Linked DNA regions of Homo sapiens: region 1 is linked to region 2. Evidence: chromatin loops called from intact Hi-C (ENCODE). Cell type or tissue: heart right ventricle. All regions are shown on one strand. Links, peaks and the distances in the headings refer to the core of each region. The heading gives the core; the rest is flanking DNA.

What was found. Peaks named below come from ENCODE experiments on the same cell type or tissue, not always from the same donor. Only the 100,000 strongest peaks of a DNase experiment are listed, where the experiment ranks them.
Region 1: a loop joins it to region 2, with 2.2 times the contacts of the local background. A loop is called at or near these places in 17 of 110 quality-filtered maps.

Annotation. Positions count from the first base shown.
Region 1 is chr15:34,322,521-34,327,908 of GRCh38, forward strand. The region is part of intron 2 of SLC12A6 (solute carrier family 12 member 6); the gene reads right to left. Among named protein-coding and RNA genes, the nearest start is that of SLC12A6, 13 kb to the right of the region's middle. In heart right ventricle, for the core only: no CTCF peak of the experiment used is centred there; no DNase peak of the experiment used is centred there.
Region 2 is chr15:34,257,077-34,262,464 of GRCh38, forward strand. SLC12A6 (solute carrier family 12 member 6) reads right to left here. Exons shown (of 26, transcript NM_001365088.1): 4 at 3,850-3,944; 5 at 1,737-1,868; 6 at 566-712. Among named protein-coding and RNA genes, the nearest start is that of EMC4, 35 kb to the left of the region's middle. RefSeq lists a silencer at 438-638. In heart right ventricle, for the core only: no CTCF peak of the experiment used is centred there; a DNase peak (open chromatin) is centred at 2,665; H3K27ac peaks cover 1,227 bases.

The DNA of each region.
Region 1 (5,388 bases), core at 114-5,113, 65 kb after region 2:
TGGGAGGTGAACTGATTCTGCAATTTACCTTAAAATGCATACAATAGGATAGATGGACACATATGTAAAAAGACAAGTATAATAAAATGTTAATGATAGTATCTAGGTGGTGGGTGTATGGGTGTTCACGATGAAAGTTTTTCAAGCTCCTGTATGCTTGAAAATTTTCATAATAGGCTGGGCGTGGTGGCTTACACCTGTAATCCCAGCACTTTGGGAGGCCAAGGTGGGCAGATCACTTGAGGTCAGGAGTTTGAGACCAGCCCAGCCAACATTGTGAAACCCCGTCTCCACTAAAAACACAAAAATTAGCCAGTCGTGATGGTGAGCGCCTGTAACCCCAGCTACTCGGGAGGCTGAGGCAGGAGAATCGCTTGAACCCAGGCAGGTGGAAGTTGCAGTGAGCTGAGATTGCACCACTGCACTCCAGCCTGGGCGACAGAGTGAAACTCTGTCTCAAAAAAAAAAAAAAAAAAAAAAAAAGGAAAGAAAGAAAAAAATAAAAGAAAATTTTCATAATAAAATGTTGAAAAAATACAATGGACACCATTATGAAAATGAATAGGCAAGTCACAGACTGGGAGAAAATATTCATAAAACATATACTTGACAAAGGAGATCTGTATCTAGAAGACATAAAAATTCCCTACGCCTCAATAATATGAAGACAAATAAAATGGGCAAAAGATTTAAACAACTGACAAAGGAAGATATGCAAACCACTAAAAACCGCTGAAACAGTGCTCATCCCTGGCCATCAGGGAAATGCAAATTAAAATCACAATTTAAAACAATGGTCCCCAACCCCTGGGCCATGGACTGGTACTGGTCCCTGGCCTGTTAGGAACGGGGCCCGCACAGCAGGAGGTGAGAGGCAGGCAAGCATTACCGCCTGAGAGCCGCCTCCTGTCGGATCAGCGGCAGCATTAGATTCTCATAGGAGCGCCAACCCTATTGTGAACAGCAATTCCGAGGGATCTAAATTATGTGCTCCTTATGAGAATCTAATGCCTGATGATCTGAGGTGGAACAGTTTCATGCCAAAACCATGCCTGTCCCCGACCTTAGTCTGTGGAAAAACTGTCTTCCATGAAACCAGCCTCTGGTGCCAAAAAGGTTGGGGACTGCTGATTTAAAAGACTGTTGGCATCCAGGCATGGTGGCTCAGGCCTGTAATCCCAGCACTTTTGGGGGCCAAAGTGGAAGGACTGCTTGAGCTCAGGAGTTTGAGACTAGCCTGGGCAACATGGCGAAACCCTTTCTCTACCAAAATTCAGAAAAATTTAGCCAGGTTTGCTACTGAATACCTGTAGTCCCAGCTGAGGCAGGAGGATTGCTTGAGCCTGGGAGGCTGAGGCTGCAATGAGCCCTAATTGTGCCACTGCACGCCAGCCTAGGTGACAGAGTGAGATCTTGTCTCAAAAAAAAAAGACTTTTGGTAAAGATGTAGCACAAACATTGGTGGGGAGTGTAAAATGGCACAATCATTTTGGAAAAAGTTCCAGTAGTTTTTTTATAAATCAAAAACATATGCCTACCCTAAGACCCAGCAATTCTTGTTCTCTGTATTTTTACCCAAGAGAAATAAAAGCGTAAGTCCACAAAAATTCAAACAAATATGTATATAACAGCTTTATTCATAAAAACCCAAGCAGGAAACAGCCCAGATATCCATCAATAAAATAATCAACCTGCAGTACATGGCATACGATGAATTATTATTCAACGATAAACAGGAATCATACAGGTATGAAATATTTACATTTGTATACTTTAAAAAAATTATGGTATTTTTAAGTAATAAGATATAAAGGTCAGGCCAGGGCAAAAGGGGCATTTATAATGGCATTACTCCCATAGTGCTTTATATATTAGGCCAAATCTTACACATATTGTATTTATGTTATTAATTAGTTTCAGTAAAACACATTATTTGTGACTATATTATACCTGCTAAAAATAGTTAGCATGCCCATTCTTCAGAGGAATGGGTCTATTTTGGGGTAGTATTTTGATACTGCAACTTAATATGTTACACTAGCATAGCTCAGAACTCATAATAACCACTGTTCTGTTTTATTAAACCCATTTATTAAAAAAAAATTTTAAGTTAGATTTAGTGAAAAGATTGAAACAATTAAGGGAAAGTCAGTGGGAAATTATTTTCAATATAAGGATTCTCTATCAGAGGGCTACCGGTAGGGAAAGAGCACTCTATATCCCATACTCCGTACCCTCTCGAGTGTGGTATCATTTAGAAGGTTAGGCGAACATGAAAGGATGTGAACCACTGTTTTAGAACACTGCTTTGCAAATTATCTCTGGTAAAGAACTTTTTTTTTCTTTGAATTTCCAATTCATTATGGGCCAATAATTTTGTTAAAAAATAGTAAAAATGAATTACTAGAAAAATAAAATAAATATATATCAAATATAAGCCCCAATTTGTTATTATTAGATTTGACAGACATAAATTTGTTCTATCAAACTGCTATGCAAGTTTCTAAAAACTCAATTTCTGAACTTATCTCCTCACAAATAATAAACAGCTCATGGGCCAGCACTGTCTCGTACTACACTCTGAATAGTTCTGTGTTAGAAAATGCTATAAACATCTTACAGGAGAATGAGCTGTTCACCACTTACATTTAGGGCTACTACTATAGCAGAGCCTGAAAGGTATAGTCTCATTCTTAAGTAGAAGATGTATACACATTTTCCTTATTTATCATATTCAGCAAACCCTCTTATCCCTCTGCAACTGAGACAGGAAATATTAGTGAAAAATATAAAAAAGATCACAAATTCTAAATTTTGCCTTACTATGTATAAAATTATTAAAAGAATTGAATGCATCAATTACTTTGGTAAAGACCAACTATCATGGGATGGTAAGGACTTACAGCTTAAGTCTTTTAAATCTTGACTTGAAACTGTCTATGAAAATGCATTTTTATGAAATGTTATCAGTGGTGAATATATAATGAATTTGGAGGCTAAAACTAAAAATAGAAGAATTAAATGTCATACATCAGAAATGAAACCCTGAGTAACTGAATGTCTGTGTTCATAGCTGCCAGTGCTACCTCTTTGGTTGGTGATTTATATATTTATAAATATATAAAAGACATTATTTTCTGGTGGATTCATCATATTGTAGAGTAAGAAAGGCAAAGAGTTCTCCAAGTTAAAGCCTCAGGAAAATCTCATGCTTTAACTGAGGCTGAAAGGATCATGCATTCACTCAATAATATTTGAGTGCCCACTAAGTGCCAAGAAATAGGAATGAAATGGAGAGCAAGACACTGTTCCTGCCCAAGGAGCTCACAGTCTTATTATCCAAATTAACTATAGACTCAAAGGCAATACAAAACTAGGATTATACGTCCAATGCACTATAATTAGAGAATGAACCTTGAGAACACAACACACCACCACCTGCCCAGCTACTTTTTCAACTTCCTAAAAGTTGTGTCTTCACTAGAGGAAAGAATAGAGTAGGATAGTTGATGGCTAGCTAATTTGATAGCTACTTCAGCCATTTTGGCCGCTGATCCAAATACCAAAGCAGGCATTATCAAATGCCTCTGAGTCCTCAGTTGCCACTGTTGCCTCTTTCAGCATATCACAACTCTTTATAAAAGGTTGCCACCTTTTTCCTTAGTCTAATGTCAATATAGCCCAGGTATGACAGATAGGACCTGAGAATCCCAACCAAAGAGGGTAGCACTGGCAGCTATGAAGACAGACATTCAGTTACTCAGGGTTTCATTTCTGATCTAAGATATTTCATTCATCCATTATGAAATGCTTGCTAGATTAAAAACGGGCTCCTAGTCAACACAAAAAAAGTGTATAGAAAATAAACCTGACATTAAGCAACATATTGTTAAAACTAAGGACATATTTCTAAAAATGTGAGGAAAGGAAAATGAAAACACAATCCAAAACAAAATTTTTTAGATCTATTGAGACTTGGGTCAAAATCTTCATTAGCTTTAGGACAGAATGATTAATGTAACTAAATCAATAACTGTTGATGTAACTCAGCACTACTACACTGCTCTAGGCACATAATTTGTGTAAAAGACAATGAAATACCTATTCTTATGCCAGATTTCTTTTTACGAACATAGAATCTAAGTTATTCAGAGAATATGTCATTTTATTACTTTTTTTTTTTTTTTTTGATACAGGGTCTTGCTCTGTCACCCAGGCTGGAGTGCAGTGGCATGATCATGGCTCACTATAGCCTTGACCTCTCGGACTCAAGCAATCCTTCCATCTCAGCCTCCCAAGTAGCTGGGACTACAGGTGCACACCACCACAACTGGCTGCTTTTTTTTTTTTTTTTTTTTTTTTTTTTGTAGAGATGAGGTTTCACTATGTTGCCCAGGCTAGCAATTATGTCTTAATAAATGTTTCAATAGGGCCAACTATTATTAGCATACCAGAGAAAATGCAGTGTAATGACAAAAATTCTGGTCTTGGAATTACATGTGCCTAGGTTCAATCATTATTCTTCAACTTATTATTTGTATGACCTTGGGCAAGTTACTTAACCTTATCAACCTCAGGTTTCTCCTGGATAAGAAAAATTTCATCTTAGTACAGAATAAAATGACTTTTTAAAAAATGAAAAAATACCAAAACTGATCATTTTTCAAAAGGGGAAAGAACTGACCTCATCTAATAGGGAAGAATATTTTTCTATTCCTATCAATTCTTAAAATTTCATTTGAAATGTAGCATGCTGCTGAACCAGAAAAAAATAAATAAACCAAACATAATCTTTTGTTTGCATCTTAGGATGTAAATTAGCCAGCTGTAAAAAAGGCTGTTAAAAAAACAAACAAACAACTTTAGCCAGGCACAGTGGCTCACGCCTGTAATCCCAGCACTTTGGGAGGCCGAGGCAGACAGATCATGAGGTCAAGAGTTCGAGACCTAAACATGGTAAAACCCCGTCTCTACTAAAAATACAAAAATCAACCGGGCATGGTGGCATGCGCCTGTAATCCCAGCTACTCAGGAGGCTGAGGGAGGAGAACTGCTTGAACCTGTGAGGCGGAGGCTGCAGTGAGCCGAGACCGCATCACTGCACTACAGCCTGGGCAATAGAGCAAGACTCTGTCTCAAAAAAAAAAAAAATTAGATATGGTAAATGCAAATGCTCTCAAAATAGAATAAAAGTAAATTTTGGTTAGATTCAATTTCTCATAGCTCCTCAAAGTGAAAACGTGGATGTGTACATAAGAGTTTTTAACTTATTAGTGTTCTCTCTTCTCTCTTTTTTTAAACTAGCAATATGAAAAATAAATAGCTTTACCCCAAAGTAAATGTAGACCTGTCTGGTAAAATGAGAGAAATTCAGGTGCTACTTTGCCA
Region 2 (5,388 bases), core at 271-5,270:
AAGGACAGTAGAAAACTATAAAATTCATAGGTGTGTCTGGGATACATAATGAGAAGTTTAAATTAAAGGAAGATAAAAATGTTCTCAGTAGAGAGAAGACCTGGAAAGAACATCTAAATTTCTAAGGAAGGGATAAGGGAAGAAACTTCAAAACCAAATAAAAAAACCAAATACCCCTCACATCCGCAATAACCTGTCTTGTTTCTCAATATATACTGGAGTGATACATCACATTTTCTAACACATTTTCTGTCACAACTTTGGTGCTATCAAGCTCAAATAGTTTGGATTCTGAATTCTCTGAAGACAGGAACTTTATCTTCCATTTTCAGTTGAAGTCTTGCTTTGTAATTTCTAGTACATCATATAATAGATAGCAAGCAGTGACTAACAGGCACTGAATAACTGAAAATCCTTTAGATTTTAATATCAGAATAATTTCTTCTGTTGAGATCATGAGTCCTTCCCTAAGTATTCTTTGTTTTATTCCCAAAGAGGTCATGTGCATCTGCTCTTGAGAACTTGCAACGTTCAGGTGATCTCTAGGAGCCAGTGCAGTACTTACACAGCAGCAGCAGATAAGGACAATTGCAAAAGCCTGAAGAACTCCAGCTGTGCCCACCACCCATGTAAGGCGTAAAAAAAGGATCACTCCAAAAATATTTTGTAGACATGGGAGGTAGACACCCATGAAGGTACCCATTTGGGGGGTCTAGAAAGAAAGACATTGATAAAAAATCACACAGTTATCCTAAAGAGAGGTTTTTATTCTTTTATGTAATAACTTGCTCCCTAACTACCATATTAACCTCCAAGCAGAAATCATAAGTTTAATCAATACCTTCAAAAGGGCACATATAAAATCTCCATCTTTCAAGTGTTTATCACCATACTTTTATTATTCCTAAAGCTATATATTTTAACTTTACAAAGGTTCCTGCATGTGTTTATTATACATAGGCATTTGGCCACAAATAAACTTTTATGTGCACCCACAACAATTTAAAATTTTGTTTTTCAAAGCTGTTGGCTTTTTTCATTTAAAAACAATAAGGACTTGATGGAATTTCTTCAGAATTTGGCATAAATTCTTCACAGTAGTTAGTAAATAAATTAGATGGCAAAATGAAGATCTGAGGGCCGTTTTATCCCTTTTTGAAAGGGCTGAACAACCAGAATGGTAAACTGAATGTCTTATATTTTCATTTTGAGACAAACTGATGTTTGGTGTTTAAAAAACCCAACAACTTCACAACAGACAGATGGCATCAGCAGATGGGTATGGACACTCTTCTCTTGAAAAGCTATTCCCTCTCCCTGAATGCTCTTTTCCCACATAGCTCACTCCCTCCCATCAGCTAGATCTCTCCTCAAATATCACCTTGTCAGAAAGGCTTTCCCTGTCCAACCTATGTAAGTAGCAACGCCCTCCACTCTGGATCCCTTGCCAATTTCAGTCTCTCTACTCTGCTTAATTTTTTGCTCGGGAATTTATCAACACTTAATATGTTATATACTTTGGCAGTTAAAACAGCTTAAGGACTGTATCCCCACATCAGAATTTAGACTGCATCATATGTTTTCTTTGTGCTATGACGCTGGTGCCCAGAACAGTTCCAGGCACCTCTCAAGCATTTAATAAATAGCTGCTGAACACAGAATGGTGCCTTAGGTATTTCCTTCTTTCTTATATACAGGGCTCTTTCTATGTATTCCTTGTTATTCTGAGGCCTCACCTTGGTGGGCTTCTTTTTCCCTTCAGTGATGTTTTCTGCCTCTTCATGTTCCTTTGCTCCTTGAGTCAGATTAGTGTAATTGGCCATGCGGTTGAGGAGGGAAGACACCTTCGGTCTGGTGTCCATTTCTTCCTATAAAGCCAGTGACATGGAAGAAATGAGCTACAAAGAACACTGAACATAAGTATCAAAATAATCTTGCTACCAGAAAACTTCAAATTAAATGAAAAAATATTTCACAGGTAGGCCGGGTGCAGTGGCTCACACCTGTAATCCCAGCACTTTGGGAGGCCAAGGTGGCTGGATCACCTGAGGCTGGGAGTTTGAGACCAGCCTGGCCAAGATGGTGAAACCCCGTCTCTACTAAAAATACAAAAATAAGCTGGGTGTGGTGGCACGTGCCTGTAATCCCAGCTACACGGGAGGCTGAGGCGGGAGAATCAGCTTGAACCCAGGAGGCAGAAGTTGCAGTGAGCCGAGATCGCGCCACTGCGCTCCAGCCTGGGCAACAGAGGGAGACTCCATCTCAAAAAAAAAAAAAAAATTGGTACATTGAGTTGGGCATGGTGGCTCACACCTGCTAACCCAATGCTATGGGAGGGCAAGGCAGAAGGATCGCTTGAGCCCAGGCACTCAAGACCAGCCTGGGCAACAGAGTGAGACCCTGTCTCTGCAAAAAATTTAAAAATCAGCCAGGTGTGGTGACACATGCCTGTAGTCCCAGCTACTAGGGAGGCTGAGGTAGGAGGGTCCTTTGAGCCCAGGAGGTCAAGCTGTGATCGTGCCACTGCACTCCAGCCTGGGTGACAGAGCAAGACCCTGTCTCAAAAACAAACTAAAAATGGTACATTGAGAGAAGTGGCACTTGCATCATTGTCAAAGGCCAGAAAAAGGTAGTGCTGAAATAAACCAGGCTCCTTTCAACAACCTGGCCACAGCTTATGGAGCCTGGCCACAGAGTCCATGTTGTCTTATTCAGATAAGATATAGAAGTCCTCTTCATTATGTTAAGTGAAATAAGCCAGGCACAGAAAGATAAATAGCACACGATCTCACTTACATGTGGGATCTAAAAAGTAGAACTCGTAGTAATAGAATGGTGGTTACCAAAAGCTTGGGGTGTATGTAGGGGAAGGGGGAGAGGTTAGTCACAGGATACAAAGTTTCAGTTAGGCAGGAGAAATAAGTTTTTGAGATCTATTGCACAGCATAGCAACTATAGTTAACATATTGTATATTTCAAAATTGCTAAGAAAGTCAAATTCAAATATTTTCACCATGAAAATGATAAGTATACGAGGTGATATATATGCTAATTAGCTTGATTTAATCATTCCACAATGCATACAAATATCAAAATATCACATTGTAATCCATAAATATATACAGTTATTATTTGACAATTAAAAAAAAGGACATGAAGGTCCTGCTAATCTGGAAGCCTGCTTCCTACAGTGATTTTTGGAGACGGAGTCTTGCTCTGTCGCCCAGGCTGGAGTGCAGTGGCACAATCTTGGCTCACTGCAAGCTCTGCCTCCCGGGTGCATGCCATTCTCCTGCCTCAGCCTCCCGAGTAGCTGGGACCACAGGCGCCCGCCACCATGCCCGGCTAATTTTTTGTAGTTTTAGTAGAGACGGGGTTTCACCGTGTCAGCCAGGATGGTCTCGATCTCCTAACCTTGTGATCCACCCGCCTCGGCCTCCCAAAGTGCTGGGATTACAGGCGTGAGCCACCGCGCCCGGCCTTGTTTAGTTAGTTCTAAGGCAAATGATAGTCTTTCCAGACAAAGGGTGGAGAAATACACTGATTTATAGTTAGAAGAAAGATTATTCTAATAAAAACAATTAAATCACAGCTGAATTAGATTGCAAGGTAATCTATATGTCCAAGAAGTCAAACTCCTCTTCCTTACTACATAACAATTTGATTTAATAGTTACTCACTATAATTAGATTACACAGACAAAATTTACTATAATAACAAGTTACAATATTTTCTTTTAACATTAAATTATCCAGCTTGTAAAATTTTTAAACCAAATGGGGTAAAATATGGCTATCATGAGATCTCTGTTCCTAAAGTCTCAGTCCATAGTTTTCTCCAAAATATTACCTCAAAGAGTGCCAAATTTTTATCAAAATATTCATCTCCTTCTTCATAATTGGAATTATTGAGATAAGCATTTCGAGCTTTCTTATGTCCGTCGTCTGGAAAAAAAAAAGTAGACCAAGTTAGTTTCTCACTGGTTTCTGACGAAGAAACATCAGCACCAGATAAGTGCAGGTTGCTTCGGTATTAATATAACCCATTTTCATATTCAAATTTAATCTTAGAACTCAATCAGCACTGCTTGGAGAATATGGAACAAAATAAAACTCTCCAGCAGGAACAAAAAGAAAACTCTGAGAAGTAAACATGGGTCATTCCTTTCCTTAACAATAATCAAGACCCCTAGAGACGCTATTCTTTTGGAATTCCAGCCCATGAAGACTCTTTTTTTTTTGAGATGGAGCTGCTATGCCGCCCAGGCTGGAGTGCAGTGGCGCAATCTCAGCTCACTGCAACCTCCGCCTCCCTGGTTCAAGCGATTCTCCTGTCTCAGCCTTGAAGTAGCTGGGAGTACAGGCACGCACCACCATGCCCAGCTAATTTGTTTGTATTTTTAATAGAGATAGGGGTTCACCACGTTGGCCAGGCTGGTCTCAAACTCCTGGCCTCAAGTTATCCGCCCACCTCAGCCTCCCAAAGTGCTGGGATTACAGGCGTGAGCCACTTGCACCCAGCCGAGACTCTACTCTTAAAGTCACCTAAGTTTAGGAGGAAAAAAAGATATTGAGTATATACTCAGGGTATAATACTGTGTTAGATGTAGTCTCCTTTACACACTATTGCTGCTGATAATGACAGTAAAAGCTCTCTGCCTCCACAGCTGTCTGACCTTTTATAAATTATATGAAGTTTTGATTTGCATTTCTCTGATGATTTCAGTGATGAGCATTTCACACCAGTCAGAATGGCAATTATTAAAAAGTCAAAAATAACAGATGTTGGCAAGGCTGTGGAGAAAAAGAAATGCTTATACACTGCTGGTGGGAATGTAAATTAGTTCAGTCACTGTGGAAAGCAATTTGGAGATTCCTCAGAGAACTTAGAACTACCATTCCACCCGGCAATCCCATTACTGGGTATATACCCAAAGGAAAATAAATCATTCTACCAAAAAGACACATGCACTTGTATGTTCATTACATACAATTGAAACCCAACCTTCAAGCCAAAGACAGTTTAAAGCCTAGCTACAAGTCCTGGATAAATCCATGGACTGAACTGAGAACCTCTCTTCCCGTTTGGCATACTTTCCTCTAATTGATTCTCCACTCTTTACCTATTTTACATATATCTACCCTTCCCTAATTGGTTTTTTACACTGTGTGCCTTTGTTTTAGCCTTTTTTTGCATACTCACAAACCAATGAGCATACACTCCCCTATTCTGAGCCCATAAAGGCCCCAGCCCCAGCCCCAATGAGAGAGACCACCCTCGCATGCCCTCTCCACTGAGAATTGTTTCTCATCATTCAATAAAATTATTCTCCGCCCTCCTCACCCTTTGATATCAGCACAACCTCATTCTTCTTGGATGTGGAACAAG